Regions from separate parts of the Mus musculus genome. Here regions 1 and 3 are each linked to region 2. A link is a loop called in an ENCODE intact Hi-C map of the cell type or tissue named here. Cell type or tissue: heart. All regions are shown on one strand.

Evidence for each region. Peaks named below come from ENCODE experiments on the same cell type or tissue, not always from the same donor. Only the 100,000 strongest peaks of a DNase experiment are listed, where the experiment ranks them.
Region 1: it touches region 2 in a loop (2.2-fold over the local background); 2 of 42 quality-filtered maps call a loop at or near these places.
Region 3: a loop joins it to region 2, with 9 times the contacts of the local background. A loop is called at or near these places in 11 of 42 quality-filtered maps.

The regions. Positions count from the first base shown.
Region 1 is chr8:106,074,397-106,079,396 of GRCm38, forward strand. Nfatc3 (nuclear factor of activated T cells, cytoplasmic, calcineurin dependent 3) reads left to right here. Exons shown (of 10, transcript NM_010901.3): 2 at 4,208-5,000. Among named protein-coding and RNA genes, the nearest start is that of Nfatc3, 17 kb to the left of the region's middle. In heart, CTCF peaks have their summits at 1,014 (motif pointing left), 2,444 (motif pointing left) and 3,242 (motif pointing left); no DNase peak of the experiment used is centred here.
Region 2 is chr8:106,019,740-106,024,739 of GRCm38, forward strand. All of the region lies in intron 2 of Dus2 (dihydrouridine synthase 2), which reads left to right. Among named protein-coding and RNA genes, the nearest start is that of Ddx28, 11 kb to the left of the region's middle. In heart, no CTCF peak of the experiment used is centred here; a DNase peak (open chromatin) is centred at 2,932.
Region 3 is chr8:105,833,651-105,838,650 of GRCm38, forward strand. It overlaps Tsnaxip1 (translin-associated factor X (Tsnax) interacting protein 1), which reads left to right. Exons shown (of 16, transcript NM_024445.4): 3 at 3,496-3,608; 4 at 3,756-3,882. It also overlaps a transcript of Ranbp10 not described here. Among named protein-coding and RNA genes, the nearest start is that of Tsnaxip1, 8.4 kb to the left of the region's middle. In heart, a CTCF peak has its summit at 1,880 (motif pointing right); a DNase peak (open chromatin) is centred at 1,891; H3K27ac peaks cover 354 bases.

The DNA of each region.
Region 1 (5,000 bases), 55 kb after region 2:
CTGATCTGGAACTCACCATGTAGCTCAGGCTGGCCTTGAATTTGTGCCAGTCCTCCTGCTTAGTCTATTGAGTACTTGAATTTCAGTTATGAGTCACTGTGCTTTGCTAAAGAATTGAAAGCAGGGCTGGATTGAGGAGCCAGGTGTATATAGTCAAGGGTGATCTAGAATTCTTAACCTTTTGCCTCAACTTCCCAGTGCTGGTATTATGACCTTGTGCTACTATGTCCATCTTGCTTGATTATTAATTGATTGATTAGTTGATTATTGTTGTTGCTCTTATTTTGGTTTTGAGACAGGGTCTCTTTTTACCCCCCTCTCATCTCTGTTTTTGAGACAAAGTCTTGCTCTGACAAACTCTTTCAGTAGTTCTCCTGCCTCAGCCATCCACATCCTGGGATTACTGTTGTTAGTCATGAGGCAGAGACAGGAGAATCACTGTAGTTCAACACAAGGCAGGTATACATAGAGTTGTAGGCGAGCTTTGTGTACATGGCAGTTTGCCAACCAATCACAGATACATAGTGAGACACTCCCTCCCCTATTTCTCTGTCTTTAAAAACAAAAGGTGTTGGAGGACTTCATATAGAACTTGATGTACTATGTTTGTTTGCCCAGTATTTGTAACACCTTAGGTTCAGTCCTGAAAAACACAAAACAACAAAACTGTATTACTGTGTCCCGAGCAGCAATGCGGCAGAACTTAAAGTGTTTTTTCACAGTTGCTCTTCTCTATCTTTGTGGGAACATGACCATGGACAGCACATAATTGAGTGTGGCCAAGTTCCAATAAAATTTTATTTATAGACACAGAATTTGAATCACATTATATCCATAAAATTTTCTTTTAAAAACCATTCTTAACTTGTAGGCTGTCATTTAAAAACAAAAAACCAGGTGGTAGGACAGATTGGGCTCACAGGCTGTATTCTGCCAGACCCTGGTTTACTGTTCGTAAAGACGTGAACATGCTCTCTGTATTCTCTAGATTACTGTCTGCTTTCCTAGGGCCCTCTGGTGGCTGATAGAACATTTACAAAAATTAAATTAGTCAAAATGGTTCTGGAGCATCATGAAGTCTACGGTTGAAAATCTCAATGACTGTTAAAGTGTGGTTGGAGTGAGTGCCATCGTCTCAGAGTTAGGACTTCTGGACACGTGGGGAAAAAGATGAAACTATTTTGTGTGTGTGTGTGTTCATGTCTTTGTATTACTTTAAGACATTGTGTGGGTACACTCATGCTCCCGTGCATGAGGAGGGTAGAGGAGGAGGTCAGGTGTTTCTCTGTGACTGTTCTATGGTTTTGACACAGGGCCTCTCGTTGAACCAGGAGCTCACCATTTCAGCTAGGCTGACTCACCTCCCGGGAACCCCTGAGACCTGACTGCCTCTTAGCCCTCGGTGCCAAGGTCACAGACACTTGGAGCCATGCCCACCCTCATTTATGGGTCACAGGGGTTTGAATTCAAGTTCTCATCCCAGTACAGAAAGCACTATTACCCAATGAACTGTTTCTATCAGCCTCAAGACACCATTTGTGTATTTACTTGTTTTTATCTACAGTTTGCTGGGAGGAAGTTACAAATTTCAGCATTAATCAACTGCTGGAATAACATTGATAAAATAATTACATTAGAATGAAACTATAAAGACTTTCAGCTGGGCGTGGTGGTGCACACCTTTAATCCCAGCACTCGGGCGGTAGAGGCAGGAAGATTTCTGAGTTCGAGGACAGCCAGGGCTATACAGAGAAACCCTGTCTCGAAAAACCAACCAAACAAACAAACAAACAAAAAAAAAACTTTCATAGGTGATTTTTATTCAAAACAAGATTTTTAAAGTACATTCTTAAGTAAAAATTTGTTTTTTAAAAAAATTGGATTGTATAATGATAAAGAATATAGTAGTTGCTAGTATAGTTGTTGCTGGCAGGACTTGCTTAAATATAAAAAAACAAGGGGTGGGTTTTATTTAATTTTATCCATTTTAATTTAATTTATTTTGAGACAGAGTTTTTCTTTGTAGCCAAAGCTATCCTTAAAGTCTCAATTCCACAGCACAAGCTAGAGTGCTGGGATAACAGAAGATGCATGCCACCAGGCCTAGCGAGGGAGTAAATTGAATAGTCTAAATTTGTGAAGATTAATGATCAACTATAATTTAATATCCTCAGTCAGCTATTTTTTATTTAGGTAAAGAATCTAGTGGTGTCTGGTCGCTTTTTGTTTTAATTAATTTGATGTGTTCGATGTTTTGCCTGATTATGTCTGTGTACCATATACATGTCTTGTGCCCTCGGAAGAGGACATTGGATCACTGGGACTGGAGTTTCAGACACTTGTGAGCTTCTTTATGGGTGCTGGGAGTCAAATCAAACCCAGGCCCTGGAAAGAACAGCCAGTGCTCTCTACTAATGAACCACCTCTCCAGCCCCATCTAGTGGCTTTGTAACCTGATCTGCTGTGTGCAGACGTGAATTCTTGATGATACGACTACTGAGGAAGAAGATGTCTGTGTTAATTATATACCCTTCCTAAAAGAAAAGAGAAATCTTGAATTTTACTACAAGGAAAATACCTACAGAGAGTAAATAATGTGAATAAGAGGCCAGGTCAATGTTAATGGTGGGGCAGTACAAATAACAACAAAGCATACCTCTACCAGAAATTAATAAAATCCCATCTTTAGTTGTTTGGTTTTGAGACAGAATATCATTGTGTGTCCCAGATGGGCTTCAAACTCACAGCCTGACCTGGTCTGGTTTAGAACTGTCAATCTTTCTGCCTCCTAAATTCTAGTATGAACTATCCATCATCTCCTCCCAGCCCAAAGGTGTCTCTGTCTCGCCTGTCTCTCCCTCATTTCCACCTTCCTCCCTCCCCACTCTTGTATTTTTGAGATATGGTTACTCTGTGTAGCCCTGTCTGTAGTCTTGGCTGTACTCACTCTGTAGACAAGGCTGGTCTCAAGCTCATAGAGATTCACCTGCCCCTACCTCCTGAGTGCTGGGATTATAGGTATGCACCAACATCACCTGGCTCCCAAGGCGCTTTTCAAAGGCTCTGCTTCACTCAGTCTTAAACTGCAATTGTCAAATACAGTACAATTTCTATCCTTAAAAAAAAATCCTTAGGGCTGGAGAGATGAGTCTGTGTTGAAAGCACCTGCTGTTCTTGCAGAGGGTCTAGGTTCTGTTCCTAGCATCCACAAAGTGACTTACAGCCTTCTGTAACTCCAGTTCTAGGGGACGTTATGCCACCTTCTGGCTTCCAAGGGAACTGCACACATGTGGTGTGTTAATATAAATGCAGGCAGACACACACAAAATTAAAATAATAAAATCTCTAAAGACTTTAATTAAATTCAGGTTTTAGGGGGGGGATGTGGGTGTGTGTGCACATGCTACTATGTGTGTGGGGTGGTATAGGGTGTGTGTGTGAGTGTGCACATGCCATTGTGGGGTGGAGGTGCACATGCTACTGTTGGGGGGGGTGTAGGGTGTGCACATGCCACTGTGTGTGTGTGGGGGGGGTGTAGGGTGTGTATGTGAGTGTGCACATGCCACTGTGCTCAGATAGGAGTCATACAACAGTGTGCAGGAGTTGGCTCTCTCCTATCATGTGGGTCCCAGAGGTTGAACTCAGACCTTTTGGTTGGCTGTAAGGACCTTTATTCACTAAGCTATCTTGCTAGTCCAATTATCTTATAGTTCTAAGATGGTTTTAATTTTTGTGTGTATGCAAGAGAGTACACAGAAATATACCTTCTATAAAAAACATTCATTATTCTCAGATTATAATTTTTGGAAATGTAGAAGTAAAGAAAAAGAAGGTCGCATAATTACATATTTCCTTATGTAACATATATTCATATCTGCAAAAAATGAATAAATGTATTTTTAAAAAGTCAACCTTTGTTGTTGTTGAGCTATGGTTTGACCAAATAGTGAAAGCTGGCTTAAAACTCACTATGTAGGCATTGAACTCTTAGTAATCCTTCTGCCTGCGTGTTGTTAACATTTAACAGACAAGAATCACTGTGCCCAGCTCTTTTGTGAAGCTAATGACATGCATTTTGATGTCCAAATGTTTTTCCTCAGGATTGTTTCTACTGTTTCATCTAATAATTTATACACTTGAATTTTCTAATTTCTTCTTTTATTGACCTTTTTGGTTGTGATTTTTTTCTTTTCTTTTTTTTTCATAGATCTTGAACCAGATGATTGTGCATCCATTTACATCTTTAATGTAGATCCACCTCCATCTACTTTAAACTCATCCCTTGGCTTACCACATCATGGACTGCTGCAGTCTCACTCTTCTGTTTTGTCACCATCATTTCAGCTCCAAGGTTACAAAAATTATGAAGGAACTGGTGATATTTCTGAATCTAAATATAGTCCATTAGGTGGTCCTAAACCCTTTGAGTGCCCAAGTATTCAAATCACATCCATTTCTCCTAACTGTCATCAAGGAACAGATGCTCATGAAGATGACCTACATATAAATGACCCAGAAAGGGAATATTTGGAAAGGCCTTCTAGAGATCATCTCTATCTTCCACTTGAGCCATCCTACCGGGAATCTTCCCTCAGTCCTAGTCCTGCCAGCAGCATTTCTTCTAGGAGCTGGTTCTCAGATGCATCTTCTTGTGAATCTCTCTCCCACATTTATGATGATGTGGACTCAGAGTTGAATGAAGCTGCTGCACGATTCACTCTTGGTTCACCTCTGACTTCTCCAGGTGGCTCTCCAGGAGGTTGCCCTGGAGAAGAGTCCTGGCATCAACAGTATGGATCTGGACACTCCTTGTCACCTAGGCAATCTCCTTGCCACTCTCCTAGATCTAGTATCACTGATGAGAATTGGCTGAGCCCCAGACCAGCCTCAGGACCCTCATCAAGGCCCACTTCTCCCTGTGGTAAACGACGGCACTCCAGTGCTGAAGTATGTTATGCTGGTTCCCTTTCACCCCATCACTCGCCTGTTCCATCCCCTGG
Region 2 (5,000 bases):
ACTTGGGAGGTAGAGGCAGGTGGATTTCTGAGTTTGAGGTCAGCCTGGTCTACAGAGTGAGTTCCAGGACAGCCAGGGCTACACAGAGAAACCTTGTCTTGAAAAACCAAAAAAAAAAAAAAAAAAAAAGGGTGTTCTATCAGCTACCACTCCTAGTTAACATCTGCTTTCTTTGCAAGGCTCAGCAGTATTGTCTAGACAGTGCGTAAGTTTGGGCCGTGATCAAAGTCAAAGACACTCCCAGAAGCACTGCCAAGGTTGAGGTGGCTCTTGGGGTGGTGGCCATGTGGAAGGGTGAGACATAAGCAGGTAGACACACAGTAAAGTTGGATAGGATGGCATTAGTCATTTTAGCAGAAACTTGTAGAAGGTAAAGCCCTTGTCCTGTCCCGTGGATATGATAGTGTAGAATTTGACTGGCACCTGGTCTGCTAGCTCACAGCCCTATGGAACGGAAAGCTCGGAGGCCTGAGGGGGTGGCTGTGCGGTTTGTCCCAGGTTGGGGATATGCACGCTGTTACTTAACAGTAGAGCAGGGCCAGGGGTTTCCAAGATGGTGGCAAGGTGAAGTGGGGGGGGGGGGGGTAAGAGGAAGAAGGGAGGAAGTATTCCCCAGAAAGATTTTTCTTTCTCTCCTCCCCTTCCCCTTCTTTCTATATTAAAGGCAGGTCTATTGGAAAGCTGTTCTCCCTTGTTCACTGGGCCCAAGGACCAAGGCTTGGGAAGTCACCATGTGGAAAGAGGAGGTGGGAGAGGGAGGGAGAAAGAGAGAAGGGGACATGCGTGCAGAGAGAAAAGAGGAGAAGCCCTGTTTTATCAAGACAATGTGTTATTGTAACTCAGACTGTCCCCAAACTGTATACATGTCTAAGGCTAGCCTTGAAATCTAGATCTTCCTGACTCCAGCCCTCAAGTGCTGCGAGGTCTGCAATTACAGGTATCTGCCATCAGGTATGTGGCTGTTCCAAAAATCTAAGGCCGAGGGCAGAAGAGATGTTTCTGAATGGAGGCTACAGAAGCTCACATCCTTGTTGTAGAGAATTGTGACAGGAATTGGTTGTAAGCAGGTCCATAAGCCTTCCCCATGTTAGAATATGCCTGGGTAGGGAGGAACATGTCTCCTGGGCTCAGGTGTTGTGGCGCCTGACATTAATAATCTGCCTCTTCAGGTTCCTGGGGTGCTCATGTTAGCTGTAGATTTTCTTGGTGGGCACCCACCCACCTTTACCTTCTAGAAAAGTCCTTGGGTTTGGAAGGGAAATGGGTAAAGGAACAGTAAAGAACCTCGGATGTCTCAGAGCCTGAGGCATGGGGACAGAAAGACCAAATCCTAGGAAATATGTAGACCAGGGTGGCCCAGACCCCAGATGTACCTGTCTCCACCTTCCCGAGTGTAGGGATTAAAGGCTGCACTACCATGGCCAGCAGACAATGGTTTCCCTTTCTTTGCTTATGGACAACCCTACATGATCCAGCAGAACAGTAGAGAGACGTCGCACGTCTTCACCAGGGCAGCCCCTTTTTGCCAACCAGGTTCAGAGGATGATGGATTCCAGGGCAGCCCCCAGCTTACCTGCTGTTCTACTGCAAGCCTGTCCAGTTGTGTCCTTCCAGGGTCACTTCTAAGCTCACAGTGAGTGGTGTCCTCTCCCTTGGACTTGTGCTTTCTGTTCTGTCTTCATCGATGGATGGTCGTCAGCTCCATGTCCCATCTCCCTAGTTTTGTTCCTTTAGTGGAAATGAGACTTGACCCATGGAGTGCTGGCACCTTGTCCCTGCCGTGCCCACCTGCAGGTTTCATGTACCAGAGCAGGCGGTGGGCAGGGCTTCTGCTCCTTAGAGTCATCAGCTCACCTGGGCTTGAGCCTGTTCTGGGCCCAGCTTCTCAGTGTTGCAGTGATGCCACCATTTGTATATGTGCTGATCTTCTTTAGACCCTCGTTCTTCCCGAGAACCCAGAGAGCCAGAACACGGGCAGTTTTCACTGAGAGAGATGCGGGAGGGATGGCCTCCACGGTACAGCGCTTGACCTAAGTCATCTGCACTAATGAGGCTTATGGAAGCTGTGCAGCGGGAGGAGTCTGCCTGCCGGGTTCCAGTGTCAGCTTATTCTGTGGGGATCCTTGGGGTGGTCCAAGCCGTTTAGAAACTAGGGGCCCAGGGTTTATGTGGTCATTTTAGTATGGCCTCCCTTTCCCACTTTCCCACTCTTTCTTCCTCTCTTCCCATTCTTTCTTCCCTCCTCTTTCTTGTCTTGAGATAGGGTGGCTGAGGCTAAGCTAGCTCCAGACTTACTATATGGCTGAGAATGTCTTCGACCCTCTGACTCCATCTCCCAAGTGCTGGTATTGTGGTATTGTATTAGTCAGGCTTCTTCAGAGGAGCAGAACTGTGAGTGTGTGTGTGTGTGTGTGTGTGTGTGTGTGTGTGTGTGTGTGTGTTATGGAGTGACTTCCAGGTTGAGCGTCTGAACTGAGATTCTTGTACTTAGCGGTCAGACACTTTACAAGTTGGGCCATTTACCCAGCCTCCACACCCAGTTTTTGTTTTTTTGTTTTTTGGGGTTTTGCTTTTTGTTGTTGTTTGTTTTGTTTTAATATGGGTGTCGGCGACTGAATTGGGTCATCGAGCTTGCACATCAAGCATTTTACTGGATGAGCTATTGCTCCAACTTGAAAAGCATGTTTTACCAGTAAATGTGACTAATTCTTTCTGGGTTCCTATAAATAATAATAAGGGTTCTGCTCAAATTTGGAGTGGAAATTCCACATACTTTAGCCCTGTTTGATGTGCTCTATGCTGAGAGAGTTGGTAAAGGAACAAAGATGTTTTTGCTAGAGGTGTCAGTCCTAAGTCTCACACCCAGCCCCAGCTCTGAGGACCACAGGGAGAAAAGCAGGTGCCTCTCTTGCTTGGCTTGGGACCAGAGTCTGAATATTGGGCATGGTACAGTGTGGTTACAGTGCCCCCTGGTGGAGTCAGAGTTGCTCTACAGGCCAGCATCAATCCAAACTGCCTGGATGTTCTTTCTAGGTGAATCACATGGTTGATCTGTGAGATTACAGAATCAAGTCAGTTTACCCACCTTGTACAGAGGTATTCCAATAGTCCAAACTGTAAGGAGACACATGACTTATTTTCTTTGTGTATGTATTGGCTTTTTGAGGCAGGGTCTTATAATATTGTAGCTGTGTTAGGCTTGCAACTTACTGTGTTGGCCAAGTTGGCCCAGATTCCCAGGGATCTGCCTGCCTGTTTCCTGATGCTGGGATTAACGGCAAATGTCACCACATCTGATAAGATTAGTTTTTCATTTTTATTTTATATATAATGGGTGTTTCCCCTGTCCGTCTATCAGTTGTGTGACACTATTCCTGAGGAGATGTGAGCAGATGTCTCTCAGTCTAGATATGGAACCAACAACAGATCAAGAAGTCCAGCTTGGGGAGCCAGAGCTTTATTGAGGTTATTTATAGGAATAGGGGTCAGGGGTTACTTATAAAAGTAGAAATGACCCAAAAAAGCAAGGCCCGCTCAAGCATGGCTGAAAACTCACAAAAGCTGGAGACTTGGAGCGCACTGCACAGCCTGCAGGGAAGCTCATCATGCTGGAGGGAGCACATTCCAGTCAGCTCAGCTGCTCTTCGTTTCTTCTAAGCAGTTCTGTAGGTTTCTACTTTCAGGGTGCTTCTTCCTGGCTGCTGGATCTGAGCCTCTTCCAAGTGGTTGAGCTGGTCTGAGAGTGTTTCTCAGTGGTCCATACTGCATATGTATGTGTATATATACACATACACACACACATACACATACATATATATGTATATATGTGTGTGTGTGTGTGTATATATATATATATTATATGATATATATGTTCCATTGTGTATCTGTAGCCCATTGCCTATTCGTCTATTCATCAGTGCACATTGGGTTGCTTCTGTCTCTCTCTCTCCCCTCCCCCCTCTCTCTTGTTTTTTTTTTTTTTTTTCCAGCCATGGTTTCTAGTATAGTCCTGGCTGTCCTGGAACTCACTCTGTAGACCAGGCTGGCCTCGAACTCAGAAATCTGCCTGCCTCTGCCTTCCAAGTGCTGGGATTAAAGGTGTGCGCCACCAGTGTCCTGCTGCTTCTGTCTCTTAAGATTATGAAAATGCTGCAACTATCTCTTTGAGATCTTACTTTCAATTAGGATATATGCTCAGAAGTGAGGTTTCTGCCTTTCCCCTGCCCCTGATACTGAGTGTTGAATCTAAGGCCTCACACACGTAGGCAGGATACCTCTCCAGCTTTTTTTTTTTTTTTTTTTTAGAATTATTTATTTATTTTATGTGAGTACAATGTCACAGTCTTCAGACACACCAGAAGAAGAGGGCATCAGATTCCATTACAGGTGGTTGTGAGCCACCATGTGGTTGCTGGGAATTGAACTCAGGATCTCTGGAAGAGCAGTCAGTGCTCTTAACCACTGAGCCATCTCTCCAGCCCCCTATCCAGCTTTTTTAAAGAAAAATTGGCCTGGTGTGATGACTCAGTGGGTAGAGGTACTTTCTGCTAAGCCAGACTGAGTTCCATCTCTGAGTCTCACGTGGTAGAAGAATTGAATGGGCTCTCAAGTTTTTGATATCCACATGTGCACCACACACACACACACACACACACACACACACACACATACACATTGGTATATATATAATAAATTACATGTGCACCAACTTTATGTATAACAAATAGATGTAGTAAAACAGTTTTTAAAATAATGTAGAGAGCAAATGAGGAAGGCATTTCACATCAATCTCTGGCCTTCACACACAACTTCATGGACATGTGCTTCTGCACACACATGTGCATTCACTCATACAGCATATATACACACTGAATGCTTTCCCACATGTCCACTGTCCTTTTGCCTATTGGACATTTCCCACCCCTTGGGGCACCACAGGATTACCCGAACTTGACTGTGGTTGTTTGTCCAGGACCGAATATTAGACTTGGATGATTTGA
Region 3 (5,000 bases), 190 kb before region 2:
AATGTGACTCCCTCCCAGAAGCCAGGTTCCCCATGCTCTGGAAGAGAAGGTGAGGCAGGCTCATCCTTCCCACTGATCTGAAAGTGGGCCCAAGCTGTTCTAGGCAGAAAAGACTCAGCCCCTTCCCTCCGCACCCTTCACTTTGTAACTCACCTTTCGGGAATGGACTTCCATTTCATCAGCAGCAGCTGTGTGTATCAGCAGCTGTGTGTATCAGCAGCTGTGTGTATCAGCAGCTGTGTGTATCAGCAGCTGTGTGTATCAGCAGCTGTGTGTATCAGCAGCTGTGTGTATCAGCAGCTGTGTGTATCAGCAGCTGTGTGTATCAGCAGTTGTGTGTATCAGCAGCTGTGTGTATCAGCAGCTGTGTGTATCAGACACTGTCTGCTGTCACCTGAACCTTTTGTCTTTATGGTTTTAGGTCTGGTATAGTACTTGAATTCTGTAAATACTTATGAACAAGCATGTAAAGACACAGTACAGAGTATTTCTCTGTTGGGTTTGGTTCTGAGTTCCAGGTTCCTGTCTTTTAAATTTTTTGTATAGACCAAGCACAGTGTCTCACACCTGTAACCCTGGCACTTGGAAGGCTAAGGAAGATTGCTATAAGTTTAAAGCCCATCTGGAGCTTCATAGTAAGCTCTAAGCCAGCCTGGGCTACATGAGAGAGACCCTTTCTTTAAAAAGTATTTGTATAAAAATAAGTGTGGTCAGCTAAGAATGGTGGCACACCCTTATTAATTCCAGCACTTGGGAGGCTGGAACATGAAGCTTTTGAGTTCATGGCCAACTTGGGCTACATAGAAAGATCCCACTCAAAACCCTTTCTCTTTTCCTCTTCCCTTCCCAAAAGGGAAAACTGCCTTATTACCTAACTATTTTAGCTTTGTTTTGGATTTTCTTTTTCAATGTCTTGGATCAAACACATGCTATGAAAGCCCTTTCCACTGAGCCTGCCTCGTTCCTCTTTGGAGCTCTTGTTAATTTGACATAGGGTTGTTGTAATTCAGACAACAAATAACCATTGTTCAGATCTCAGAGGAAAATGTCTTCTTTGAAGGGGCTAGAGTGGCTATCACAGTGCTTAAGAGCACTTGCTACTCTTTTTTTTTTTTTAAGATTTATTTATTCATTATATGTAAGTACACTGTAGCTGTCTTCAGACACTCCAGAAGAGGGCGTCAGATCTTGTTACAGATGGTTGTGAGCCACCATGTGGTTGCTGGGATTTGAACTCCGGACCTTCGGAAGAGCAGTCGGGTACTCTTACCCACTGAGCCATCTCACCAGCCCCGCACTTGCTACTCTTGACCAGGGTCCTGTTCCTAACTCTGTAAACTCCAGTTTATATGTGTATGTGTGTGTATATACATATATACATGTATGTATATGTATATATATATATATGTGTGTGTGTGTATGTATATGTGTGTGTATAGGTATGTATGTATATATGTATATATATATATATATATATGTATGTATGTATATATATATATATATATACACACACACACACACACACACACATACATATAAAAGCGCAGTTTAAGGCTCTAGTTGACAATGGGACACTATGGGTGCTGTGCTGCTTTCATTGTGTGACTGTGTTCATTTGGGAACATATAGGCCATATATGTTATGAAGCTGGGAACTGCCAGGCCCTGTCTAAGGAGAAGGAGGCAAATATGGTCTCTCTAGAGAACACGATCAGCCACGTTCCTGTAAGGCGACCTCCAGTTCCATTCTGGTCTCAGCCAGCTTTCTGATCTGATGCCCAACTCAATGTAGACCTGCAGTCCAAGCACTTTTTTTTCCCCTCTGTGTCACCAACTACCAGAAGGAGCTGTTCCTCCAGCCATCTCCCGGAAGTGGGGCAACCTCCAGTTTTTACCTGCAGGGGGAAGCAAAGAGCAGGGAACTCAGAGGAACATCGTGAGCATTCTAACAGCCCTTGGGCAGACGCTAACACCCCTGCCCTCCCCTCCCCGCTCCTGCCCCCTCCCCCCCCCAAAGAAGCAGCCACTTCCACGGAGTACAGCGTTTTCATTCGCCTGCGCAAATCAAAGTAAGGTGTCCATCTTTTCTCCAGCTGAAAAAGCAGATTTCCTCTCTTTTTGGAAACCTGAAACACTTTCCAAACTCAAAAATTCAAAAATGAGCCCAGGTGTCTCCACTTCTGTTGTTTGAGACAGTCTGACACAGTGGTATCACACGCATGCTCTTTCTGCTTCCACTCCTAAGCAGGATGCTGGGATTACAGGCCACTCCCGACAACTATGCAAAAAGGTGGTTTGTTGGGATAGACTGGCTCACCAATCAGCAGTTCTGCTTTGGCATTTTACCATTTTACAGCCGCGAGCCACCACACTTAGAAAGTCATTTCTTTGCTTGCTTGCTTCACTCCCTGCCACACACACACCCCCACCTGAATGGTTTCCCTGAGGTTTTGTTGTTGGGGGTTTTTTGTTGTTGTTGTTGTTTTGTTTTGTTTTCTGGTTATTTCGTGACAGGGTTTCTCTGTGTAGTCCTGGCTGTCCTGGAACTCGCTCTGTAGACCAGGCTGGCCTCGAACTCAGAAATCCGCCTGCCTCTGCCTCCCGAGTGCTGGGATTAAAGGCGTGCGCCACCACGCCCAGCATGAAAAGATTTTTTTAAAAAGCCATACATACCACTTGGTACCACATGCATCTGATAATGGATCAAAATGAAACCCCATTCACCAGGGGACCCTCACCTCCTTCTTCCTCCCGAAAGGATGCACCCCAGTCTCCTTGCATGTTCCATTTACTACATCTCTGTAGTCCTGCCTGTCTTATCCATCTAGGCATTAGCCTGACTTACCCTCCTCTCCTATTTCTTTCCGCTTTTGGCATGTTGTACAGTGCCAAAAGGAAGGGATTGGGGCTCTCCAGTATTCAGATTTGTTTGTCATAGTACAGGCATTCGGTGTTTCCTGACAATATAGAAGAGTAGAACTTGCATTTACTGGGTTCCTAGCAGGCACTACACAGTTTTCTCCCAACATCCTTGACTCATACGTTAGGATGCTGACTGCTGTTATCCCTACTTTACAGATGAAAAGTCTGAGGCTCAGAGACGTTAAATTGTGGTCTCACTGCTAATAAGGAAGATGTGAGATTTAATCCTAACCATCTATAACTAAAAGACCAGAGTCTTAACTATGGACCATATTAATGACGTCTGTATAGCTGGGTATACTGGCATATCCCTGTGATCTCAGCATATAGGAACTGGAGGCAAGGTCTCAAGTGTAAAGCCACCATGGGCCATGTAGCAAGATTGTGTGTATATGTGTGTGTGTGTGGATGCAGAAGAATATTAGAAGAGGAAGAGGCTGTGAATACAGCTCAGTAGTACAGTGTTTACCTAACATGTGTAAGGTGGTCCTGGGTTCAATTTTCAACAATACTAAAAAAGGGAAGTGTGGACTAATGTTGCCATAGTAACCCCAGCTGTCCCTCCCCGCTTAAGCCCTTGCAGTTATCCTTGGGTGGCCACCTGTCACCATGGCCTACATACACCAGTGGCCAGACAGTTCTACATAATCGAAAGCCCTGTTCAGATGACAGCCGGAATCGAGCCAAGTAAGCGAGGGCCAGCCTAATGGGGGATGGGCTGATCTAGGCTAGGTATTGTTCCAGGACATAGAACTTAGTGAAGTTTGCAGCCCCAGACCAAGAGTGCAAAGACCCATGGGTGCGAGTGACATCTCAGCCCACCATCCTCTGCAGTAGCTGCCAGCAGCAGTCCATGAGCATCTCCAAGCCCAAGTACCTGGAGCAACTAGAAAACTACCTGCGCAAGGAACTCCTCCTGCTGGACCTGAGCACGGATTCTGCACAGGAACTGAGGCTGCAGGTCAGAGCCCACAGACCCAACATGTCAAGGGTGAAAAGAAACCTCATGCATCAGAACTGAATAGCAGACCTTCACAGGGAAGTGGTCCTCCATCTTGCCACTATTCCTCTTTGAAAAGAGGCATGTGTCCCTTGACCTCTGGCCTGGTGGCAACAATGAGACACTTAAGGAACTAGCTCAGAAACAAAGAGAATGGTCAGTCTAGATGCCGTCCAGACTCTGGTACACATTAGAGAGGGAATCAGAAATGACCAAAAAGGACTCTCAGACTTCTGACCTAGACAGCCTGAAGCATTTACTGAAGGCTGACCCATGAGCCAGGCTCTGGGCACACTCTTATACCCACCAGAAAGTGGTGGAGCTGGGATTCCAAATCAAGGGTGGTTCCAGAGCCTGTGTTCATTCTAGTGGTAACCCAGCAGCTTTCTGTGCTTGCAGATCTCAAGTCTCCTTTTATATTCGGTGCTTCTGAGGGATGAGAGATGGCTCAGTTGCTGAAAAGTCTACTGCACAAGTGTGAGGGCCTGAGTCTGGATTCCCAGAACTCACCTAGTTAAAAAGCCTGGTCCAGCCACATTTGTAACTCTAGTACTTGGGGGCTGCCTGTGAGAGCCAGGCAGATTCCTGAAGTTTATTGGCCAGGAATAAGGACAGCCTTGCCAACTGGTGAACTTCAGGTTCAGTGAGTGAGTGAGTGACCTTCTTTCAAAGAAGATACCTAAGGTAGACGTCTATGAACCACAGCACAACACATACCTATGCACACTCATTCTAAGCTAAGTTTGAAAGAAGTCTCTCTTTCACATTGAGTTCAGAACAGGAAGCTAGAATCTTCAATGTCCCATTGGTCTTTGATATAGAGAGGGGCTACAGGTGAGAGACTAATAGATACAGGATCTGGTAGGCAAGAAGTTGACGGCCTGGGCAGCCAGAGTCAACTTGGGCAGAATGGCATATTTGCCCCACACTGGTGAGTGGCTAAGCCTCAGAGTTGGCACCAGGCAAGGCCTCATACCTGTCTTTCCTCTCCAGCACCATGGTACTAAAGACTTAGGTGTTACTTGGCCAGACCCAGGTTCCTAGCAGTCTCATATGGAAGCAGTGGGGGTTATGGGTCA